Linked DNA regions of Mus musculus: regions 1, 2 and 4 are each linked to region 3. Evidence: chromatin loops called from intact Hi-C (ENCODE). Cell type or tissue: heart. All regions are shown on one strand.

Evidence for each region. A loop is a pair of places that touch in the nucleus more often than their neighbours do. Peaks named below come from ENCODE experiments on the same cell type or tissue, not always from the same donor. Only the 100,000 strongest peaks of a DNase experiment are listed, where the experiment ranks them.
Region 1: it touches region 3 in a loop (6-fold over the local background); 6 of 42 quality-filtered maps call a loop at or near these places.
Region 2: it touches region 3 in a loop (6-fold over the local background); 5 of 42 quality-filtered maps call a loop at or near these places.
Region 4: a loop joins it to region 3, with 2.7 times the contacts of the local background. A loop is called at or near these places in 3 of 42 quality-filtered maps.

What each region holds. Positions count from the first base shown.
Region 1 is chr1:23,201,466-23,203,965 of GRCm38, reverse strand. No RefSeq gene overlaps it. Among named protein-coding and RNA genes, the nearest start is that of Gm29506, 33 kb to the left of the region's middle. In heart, no CTCF peak of the experiment used is centred here; a DNase peak (open chromatin) is centred at 1,295; H3K27ac peaks cover 1,359 bases.
Region 2 is chr1:23,187,028-23,189,527 of GRCm38, reverse strand. No RefSeq gene overlaps it. Among named protein-coding and RNA genes, the nearest start is that of Gm29506, 47 kb to the left of the region's middle. In heart, no CTCF peak of the experiment used is centred here; a DNase peak (open chromatin) is centred at 1,527; H3K27ac peaks cover 1,707 bases.
Region 3 is chr1:23,255,009-23,257,508 of GRCm38, reverse strand. No RefSeq gene overlaps it. Among named protein-coding and RNA genes, the nearest start is that of Mir30a, 16 kb to the left of the region's middle. In heart, a CTCF peak has its summit at 1,453; DNase peaks (open chromatin) are centred at 668 and 1,408; H3K4me3 peaks cover 1,807 bases; H3K27ac peaks cover 2,090 bases.
Region 4 is chr1:23,323,242-23,325,741 of GRCm38, reverse strand. No RefSeq gene overlaps it. Among named protein-coding and RNA genes, the nearest start is that of Mir30c-2, 33 kb to the right of the region's middle. In heart, a CTCF peak has its summit at 1,316 (motif pointing left); no DNase peak of the experiment used is centred here.

The DNA.
Region 1 (2,500 bases), 54 kb after region 3:
AGGGCCTGGGGCTGTCTGGCAGCTTAGACTGCAAGCATCTCATAGCATTTCAATGATGGGGCTGAAGTTAAAAATGCGTATTACTTCTGTAGACTAGTATACTTATACAGTAGGGCAGTTTACAACTACCCTAACTCAAGCTCCAGGCCTCAATGACCCAGGCCTCAGCAGGCACCTGCATTCACATGTATGCAGCATTTCCAACATACAAGTAACCTTTAAAAAAGGGTAAAATTGAAAAAGAATTGCTAAGAAGTTGAGTTGAATGGTGTTAGTGACTTTTTGATTCACAGTTTGCCAACTACAAAGAGAAATTTCATAAAACAGTCATGTGTGTTCCTTAAGAACACTGCAACTTAATTGAAGGAACAAGAGAGACTTAAGCCATGGTCTTCTGCTGTATTTTTGAATAGGACACTACCATTTAACTTCAAGGACCAAGCAGAACATGCTACTTACAGTAAGACCCACGTAACCCCTAACCCTTTCCAGTTTTCCTTTAGAATGAGTGGGTCAAGACAAATCAGTAATTACCATGAATGAAAATTTAAGTGTTTCTAAACTGGAATCGAAGGAATCCCCACTAATTTAATTCATAATGTTTATCCCTAGTAAACAGCATGTTTCAGTTATGAAAGATATTTTTTCTGTATGTGTCTCTACTTTCTGTAAGGGAGAGATGAGTTATGACTAGAGTTGGCTCTGTTCTACCCTGTATCAACCCCTACTTGTGATTGCTTGGTATAGCTCTGCTTTGTCAGAGTGGCAGACAAGTGGCCTACAGGAATGAGGAAAACTGATGTATGAAGTGAGGAAGGAAAGTTTTAAAACAAAGCAATTTCACTAATAAAATGCTCAAGTAGTCTGGAGTAATTTGGGTACTTGGTGAATCATTGCTTAGCAATTCATGAACACTGTGGGTGCTTGGAATTCAATTCCATTGTCCTCTATCTGAATTGCTTTGAAAAAAGGGGGGGGGGGAATCACATGGGAAGGAAAGGAAGTTTTGACTTTCACATGCCTGTTATTGCTAAGGAAACCACTTCCTCCGGCATTCACATATTAAGTGTGTCTCTGCTTCTGGCTTCCATTCAAATTACATCTTGGTGCTGCCTTAAGGAACGAACAAGGGTGGGGAGTATTTTAAAAACTTTACTCAACTCTGTTCAAAGAACAAAAAAGAGGGGGCTTTTCAGATGCCCTTTCTTTTCTGAAGTTCTCTAGGTATCCTTGGATGGAGCCTCTCAGACCTAACAGGATGTCTGAGATTTGAGGGAAGTGGCCTGTGATCTGCCAGTAAACAGATGAGATCGGAGTGCAGCGTTGTTGTATTTTCTGACTGGCAATGGCTCTGAACTATCTCCTAGTTCTTGCTGCAGACAAAGAAACAGGAGATGAATTACCATGTTCTGGGACTGAGTGTTCCTTTCTAATTCAAACTGCAATAAGAAATAAAAATGATTAGACATCCAGGGTGTAGATTATATAACTTGCTTCCTCTTTTTTTTCCCTTTTTGGTTTGTTTTGTCTTTTAAAGGGAAAATGAATAAAATAGAGGGATATTTAAAAGACTGAGCAAGCACATCAAGAGCCTTCTTACACACTGGACTGGATTCTGATCTGAAGTGACAATTTTTACACAGTAGGTCTCTACTTGATGTTATTTTTACTTTTTATCTGTATTTCTATTTTTAACCCAAACAGAAAGAGAGAGAGAGAAAGTATGTGTGTGTGTGCGTGTGTGTGTGTGTGTGTGTGTGTGTGTGTGTGTGTGTGTGGGTGGGTGTGGGTGTGGGTGGGTGTATATGATGTATTCACGTGTGTGCACGTGCGCACACACATGCTGGGGAGATGGTTTAATCTACCAAGCTTACTACAAGAATGAGGACCCAAGTTTAATCCTCAGCTCCCACATGTATACATCTATAAACCCAGAGGTTAAGGAGGTAGAGACAGAAGGCTCCTCAGATGTCACCAGGGATTCTATTGCTGAATCAATGAGTTCCAGGTTCAGTGAAAAACCCTGTCTTAAAAAAATCAGATGGAGAGGCAAGCAGGATGGTATACGTGCTAATGGAACTTGTCACAAAAACCTGATGGCCTGAGGTTTGTCCTTGGAATACAGAGCAGAAAGCAAAAACCAACAACCAAATGTTTTCCCCTGACCTCTATGTGGCTAGTTGTTATATGTACTCATGCATGCACAAGCACAAGCATAATAAATTACATAATTTAAAGTAATATGGTGACAGAGTGACTGAAGAATGGTATATAATGTAAACCTCCAGCCTCCACACACACATGCATACGTACACACGCAAGAAGAATCTCATATAAATTACCTCTTGATCCACTGTAGAAACCCAACAAATTCTAAACTTCTCTGCTGCCAAAAATAGGACACACGCCAGTTTTGTTAGAGGTGCCTAGTTCTCTAATGTCTAGGCTCAATGGTTTGTCTTCTACGTCTGTGTTTTTGAAGTTGCTCATGAATTTTAGA
Region 2 (2,500 bases), 68 kb after region 3:
TGTTTCTCAAACAGAGAGGAACTAAAACGGCCTCCCAGTCCCTGGATTCTGAAGACAATAATTCAAGCACCTTTCTCTGAATTTCTTCTTTGTGCTGAGCTCTGAGCAGAGCTCACGGTCATATAACCTGTGATACAGGGTTGGCAATTTATAAGTAAATCTGTAACACAGATCACCCATGACTTGACCAAGGTCTCCTCGGAACAGCAGAGCAGCAGACTTTGAACCCAGGTGAATTTACTTCAGAGCCTGGATTTTAAATCTTGTGTTCTATCACATTGTGGAGCAAAGATCTTGTGACTTCAGTATGTGATTAAAGTTTGTCTTGTGTCACACCTTAAAAGGAACAATAATGCCTGGTGAGCAGGATGCCTGGTGAGCCCACCAGTGCCTTTAATAATTGCACAGGGAGGCAGAGGCAAGCTGACCTCTCTGTGAGTCTGCTGCCCACTAGGCTGCATAGTGAGATCCCATTTCAAAACAGAGCAAAACAAAGGACACCAAAAATATAATTAATAAATAAAATTCAAGAAAAAGAAGAGGTGTAAATTAACAATACATTTGATTTAACCAATTATTTCTAAATGTTACATTTTGATAATTATTTTCACTATATTGATTTATTTTGTGGTCTTTTTTCATACGTAGCCTTGAAACTGATGTGTAGGTGTCTTAGTCAGTGTTTCTATTCATGCACAAACATCATGACCAAGAAGCAAGTTGGGGAGGAAAGGGTTTATTCACCTTACATTTCCACATTGCTGTTCATCATCACTAAAGGAAGTCAGGACTCGAACTCAAGCAGGTCAGGAAGCAGGAGCTGATGCAGAGGCCATGGAGGGATGTTCCTTACTGGCTTGCTTCCCCTGGCTTGCTCAGCTTGCTTTCTTATAGAACCCAGGACTACCAGCCCAGGGATGGCACCACCCACAATGGACCCCCCTCCAACCCCTTGATCATTAGTTGAGAAAATGCCTTACAGCTGGATTTCATGGAGGCATTTCGTCACCTGAAGCTTTTTTCTCTGATAACTCCCGCTTGTCTCAAGTTGACACACAAAACCAGCCAGTACAGTAGATAATGCTGCTTCATGTCTCAAACACTAGCCTGAATTGTGTCTGGGGGCCTTCATGCCAGGAAGCACGTAAGCACTGATTAGCTCAAGTTACGAGGTTTTGTATTTGTATTTCTTAAAAGTCTTTGTCTTTTTTCCTTTTTAATCTTCAAGAAATTTACGGCCCACAAATATTAAAAGTGAAAGTAAGTATGGAGAAAAAAAAAAAAAGGGGGAGAGAAAAAGCCAAACAAACAGAAGTAATGTTGCCATTGTCTGGGTCTCTGTAATAAAGCCGAGTCTTCTCCAGGGCCTCCTGTCAGACTTGAGTCCAGCTGCATGCCCATGTAAGAACATAAGGTTCATTTACCATGCTTCCCCCTTGGCCAAGCAGAGACCTAAAAATAAACTCTTAAGCTCTTGGGGCTGACCTAAGGCTATATAAATATCCATTTGCAGTTGTTACTGTAGCAAAAATCCAGTGTCCCAAGTCATTTAGTTGTAAAATCTTTAAAAAACCAACCCCTGCACCTCCCCCCCCACAACACTTCCCTCCTCCAAATCAAACACAAACCCAGCAGTGAGGACAGGAGGAAGTAGCCTTAGAGATCTCTGATGTTTTCCCACAAGAGGACAAGAAGGGACGCCTTCCGTGGAGAATTCCTTCATCCTTTTTCTCCTTGTTGCTGATTGAAATAATGATTAGTGTGTGCAAAATCACTCCCCTACTAAAGTCTCCATGTATAAACTCTGGAGAGCTTGGGTCTGAAAGTAAAGTATTATCGCCACATTTGGAAACTCCCTGTGAGAGACTCAGTGCTGTAACCAGTAACCAGTGCCCCTGTTGAACCATAGCCAATGTGTGCTCAACACAGGCATGGGGGTGGGGGACAGAGAGAGGTCGATGGAGAGGGCACGCTGTGGTAATGTATTTAATTTATTCCATTAGAGTAAAGGTAGACTTTACACTCACAGTTTTGAAGGGAAATGTTGCATTATTTTCTAATATGATGAACATTTTTTTCCCAGAAAACCCAATTTTATTTCTTTTTTTCTTCTTTTATTAGATATTTTCTTTTATCAGATATTTTCTTTATTTACATTTCAAATGTTATCTTCTTTCCCGGTGCCCCCCCACCTCCCAGAAACCCCCTATCCCATACTCCCCCCTGCTTCTATGAGGGTGCTCCCCCTAACCTCCCACCTCCTACCCTCAAATTCCCCTTCACTGGGGCATGAAGCCTTCACAGGACCAAGGGCCTTTTCTCCCATTGATGCCTAACAACGCTATCCTCTGGTACATATGCGACTGGAACCATGGGTCCCTCCATGTGTACTCCTTGGTTGGTGGTTTAGTCCCTGGGAGCTTGTGGGGCTCTAGTTGGTTGATACTGTTCCTCCTATGGGGTTGCAAACCCCTACAGCTCCTTCAGTCCTTTCTCTAAC
Region 3 (2,500 bases):
AAACTTTTCAGTAGAAACCAGTGATACAGAAACCAACGCCATAAACACAAACGCCTGCCCTGGTTTATGCTCTCCTTTGCATAATAAATACTTCACGCTTCTCCAAAATGCCTGGAGAAGGGCTTGCTGGGGGCACCTGCCACTTCACCCTCAGGATTGGTTCTGTCCTGGCCCTAGGACTTCAAGGACTTCGAACAGGGTATCTAGACCAGTCTTAAGAATTGCAAATAAAGTAATGGATACCTTATTTTGCACTCTGGAAGGATCGGTGTGTTTAAGCCACCCGACTTAAAAGTTACTTCTGAGAAAGGCTGAAGGGTGAGTCCCGGGTGCATATAAATATATCCCGGCCTACCATTTCACAACTCCCGCACCACAACGAGGCTTGGAGAAAAAAGAAAAGAAAAGAAAAAAAAAAATCTCCATCGGAGACACATTTCAAAGCTACAAGACTCGAGCGGCTGTCGCCTCCGAGATCACCCACGAGGTGATCTAAGCGGTTAAATCATTGGTCCAAGGTCAAGCAGAGCCAGTCGCAAGCAGCGCAGCTCTGCGACCTTCTAACCTCTCCACCCCGCCCCCGCCAGGCCCCGGACAGCCTTCGCCCCCGAGAGGTTCCCACGGATACCGTCCCCGCGTCAGCGGCACGCCAGCGCCTCTCGCCCGACCGCACTTGTATTTGTTCTCCCCGCCCGCTCCAAAAAAAAGTATTAAAGGCTCTCCTCACGCCTCGGGCCGCGCAGGCGCTCGAGCTCGCGGGCCCCGTCCCGAAGCCGGCTCCCCAAAGCCGCGGCCCGGCTCGGCCCAGCCTGAGGAGAAGCCTCAAACTTTTCCCGGCTCGCACGTCGCGGAGTCCGGCCCGCCGCATTGTCTCCGCGGCCTGAGCGCTGCGGGCCCGGGCGAGCCTCCCCGCACCGCCGCCGCGCTCTTTGTGTGTGTGTGTGTATGTGTGTGTGTGTGTGTGTGTGTGTGTGTGTGCGCGCGCGTGTGTGAATGTGTGTGTCTGTGTGTGCGTGTGTGTGGTGGCCGCGGCTGACAGGACAGTGGAGGGCTGGGCGCGCCCGCAGCTCCGTCCCCGCCCGCCAAGGACTGCGGCGAGCTCTTCTTGCCCGGGGCGCTCGCGGGGCACGAGCAGCCAGCCGCGGGCCCGCCGCCCTCACCACCCGCGCCGCCCGCCGCGCTCCCTACCTCCGCAGCCCGCCGCGCAGCCCCGCTCCCGCGCCTCAGCCCGGCTCAGCGGCCCGGCGCGCTCGCTCAAGAACCCGGGGGGAACGCGCCCCGCCCCCTCGGCTGGCGCCGTCCAATGAGCTCAGCCCGTGGGGAGGCGGGGCCGTCCAATCAGATGTCCGGACGCCCGGCAAGTCGGCCAATAGGAAGCGACTCCGGCTACACACCCGCCCTGATCCTCGAAGAGCGAACCGCTCAGAGCCCAGAGGTGGGACCTGATCCTGCCGCCCAGAGCAAGTCCAGTCGGGCCGGGCAGCGTCGCGAGGGAGTAGGCCTGGGCAGGTCTGGAGCCTGACTGCCCTCATTGTAGGCAGGTGACGTGTGCTTGTGAGGTTCAGCAAGATCTCCGCCCTCAAACCCAGACTGCTCTCATGCAAGAGAGCTGCACACATAGGTTGGAACATTATTAATCAACGTTATTAATTTTTAAAGTTAAGTAAGGCGTCTCGCATTAGAAAACGGAATGCATAAGCAGACAGCACTCAAATTGCTTTTTCTGCGGTCTTGGACATCTGTGTTCTTAAAGAATTAGCCAGAGCACCAGGTATCTCAAACCTGCTAGTTTCTGTTCTAATAAAAATCCAGACCATTAGTGGCATATATGATTTTTCTTTTCCTAAAGGAAAATTGCATTTAGGACTTAAAAAGTGAACCTTATTGTTATGTTGCTGTTTTGAGATGGGGCCTTTCTGTGTAATTCAATCTGCTTTAACCCAATATCCTCTTCCCTCAGCCTCCTGAGTGCTGGCATCAAAAGCTCATCACAGTATCCAGTTGAGAATCTTATTTCTAAAACAAAGTCGCACAAACTATATTCAGTGAGACTTGAGTGAAATACCTGAATAGAAGCGTATAGATACAGAGGATATATTTGTAAGATATCTCTGGCTACCTATAAAAGGCATTAGTTTAAGATGGCGGTCAAAGTCGCACTACATAGAAGCAGCATAGATGTTTGCTTATTTTCTATAGCTAGTACGTGCTTGCTGTGAAAACCCACCAGGACCAAGTCAACTTTCAGGAGGATTACTTTGGGCTCGCAGTTCCACTTGGGATAAGAGTTCATGATGACAGAGTTGGGGGCCGGGGTAGCAGGTGGCAGGAACAGAAGCTGAGGACTCAGATCTTAAGCCCCAAGCGGGAAGGAAAGAAAGGCAACTCAAAACAGCAAGGAACGCTGTGTTCTTAAAGCCAGCTTCCAGAGAAATACCTCCTCCAATAGGGCCACACTTCCTAAGCCTCCCCAAACAGCATTACTAACTATGGAATGAGG
Region 4 (2,500 bases), 68 kb before region 3:
TTAGATTTAATTGTCTATTACCTTACTTGGCGTGTTCTCTCTCACATTTTCATTTTCAACTTTAAGTTTTAAGTTAAAATACAATTACATCATTTCAACTTCCCTCTTGTCTTTCTGGCCTTCCCTGTGTCTCCTCTTTGCTCCCTCTCCCCCACAAATTCATGGCCTTATTTTTCTTTAATTATTATCGTTACATATATGCATAAATATATAAACACAACCTCAGGAGTCCATTTAGTGTTCCTTGTGTATATATAAAACTAGGATAAATTTGTACGTAGCACAAGGAAGCCGTTGTGCCACAAAATGACTTATGAGCAGAATGACAAGGATGGTAATAAAGACGATTCTAGAGGAAACTAAATATTGCATAATCCATAGGCCAACTGTTAGGAGTGTCAACCAATATAGAAGAAGCATACACTGTCACTTACCACTACTTCTTAGGCAGTGAGAACATTCGCTTTATGTCTAGAAAGCCTAGATAAGGTGAATGTTTTGGTGCGTTTTTGTCAACTTCATGAAAATGTAGGTACACTTACAAGGAGGGAATCTATTCTATTGGATTATCGGTTCTATTGGATTGGCCTGTGGGACATTTCCTTGATTGCTTCCTAGTGGTATAGAATGTCTCAGTCTGTTATGCGAGTTGGCATTCCTAGGTAGGTGGGACAAGGCTGTATCATAAAGGTAGCCCAACAAACCAGAGGAGCAGGGCAGTAAGCATCCAGCGGCTTCTGCTTCCAGCTCTCGTCTGGAGCTACAGCCTTGGTTTGCCCTGACGGTAGGTCACAAACTACAAGCCAAATAAAACCTTCCACTCACAAGTTGTTTTTTGCCTAGCATTTTATTAAAGCAAGACAAAGCAACGACTACTGATTTAAGTCAGAAACATTTAGTATGTCAGGCCATTTCAAACTGAATGTGAGTTTTTTTGTTTATTTGCTTAAATGAAATATTCTCGATATGATGGAGCCTCAATTTGTAGCCCACAGAATGGTTTTGATTTTTCTTCTGCAGGGCAGTCTTTTTCCTTATAGGCTGACTAAACAAAGATGCTTCAGTTAACCCAAGACAGCTTTGCTTTGTTCACAGCAAGCAGAGATTTTTATTTTATTTTATTTTATTTTATTTTATTTTATTTTATTTTATTTTATTTTATTTTATTTTATTTTATTTTATTTTATTTTATTTTATTTTTACATTTTTGTTTAAGCTTCTCATGTAGTCCAAACTGCATCCGTTATTTTGCCGATTTACAAAAGATTTTGGAACAATTTATTTTCTTAGAGAACCAAAGTGCCCTCTACTGTTTATTTTCGGTCATTACAGCCGAATATCTGGTAACATTTTAGATGCTCTTTAGAAATAAAAGCAATAACGAAAATATGTTTGAAGAAGCATTCCTGTCCTGTTTCAGTCATCAAAATGTGCTTTTGAAACCACCAGCCAGTATCTATATACTTAAAATAAGCCATGGAGTTGTACAAATAAGAAACCTTGTGAATTCAATTCAAATTGGGTCTAATATGTCAGTAACTTAAATGCTTCAAAGGTCACAGAACACGCATTGCCTCATCTGTCTTTATGTAATGTTATACCATCTTGGGGTGGGTGGATGGATATTTAAACCTTTTAAAAATAAAAGCCAGCGAAATACTTACAGCAGTAGGCACACTGATATTTTTGGGGTGGTTTGTACTTTAAGAGAAGCAGCCGGGCGTGGTGGCGCACGCCTTTAATCCCAGCAATTGGGAGGCAGAGGCAGGCGAATTTCTGAGTTCGAGGCCAGCCTGGTCTACAGAGTGAGTTCCAGGATAGCCAGGGCTATACAGAGAAACCCTGTCTCGAAAAACAAAAAATCAAAAAAGAAAAAAAGAAACAGCTTCCGTATAATTTGCCTCAAGTTATGGTGGAAATGTTTATAGGAACTAGAATTAAAAACCAAAAGAAACGTTCGAAATACTGATTTACTTTGGTAGCAAACAGTGTCCTTTGCAGAATCCCCAATGGAGATGAGCGCCATTAAAGAGACTGGGGATAGTTCTACCACTCAATACTTCACATAAGGATTCTTTTTTGAAAGAGCCAGGCATCTGTACCTGCTGACAGCGATGCAAACAACCCAAAAGAGAATGAAGTGGCTTTAGGAAAAGATTCATCTTAATTCTATTCAAATTACTTTCAGTCAATATTCCAGCGACATTGTTTTCCCAGTCCAGTATCCGGTCTCCTCAGCGCTGCGCTGGGGAGCCAGCCCACTGAGGTTATGCGGAAGTTGGGAGTGGAACTGCTCACAACTTCGCTCCCATTATGCGTCTCTTGTTACATATTCTCTCAGATGTGTGCACTGCGGGGTGTTTGTACTTGGGGATTATATACGGGATTTTTCGATGTGACAGCTAACTGCATCTTTAATAGTCACAGACAAAAGAAATGATGAAATTTCCTTGAAAATTACAATGTTAAATTTGGAGGCAGCTTCAGTGAGTTTTATTGG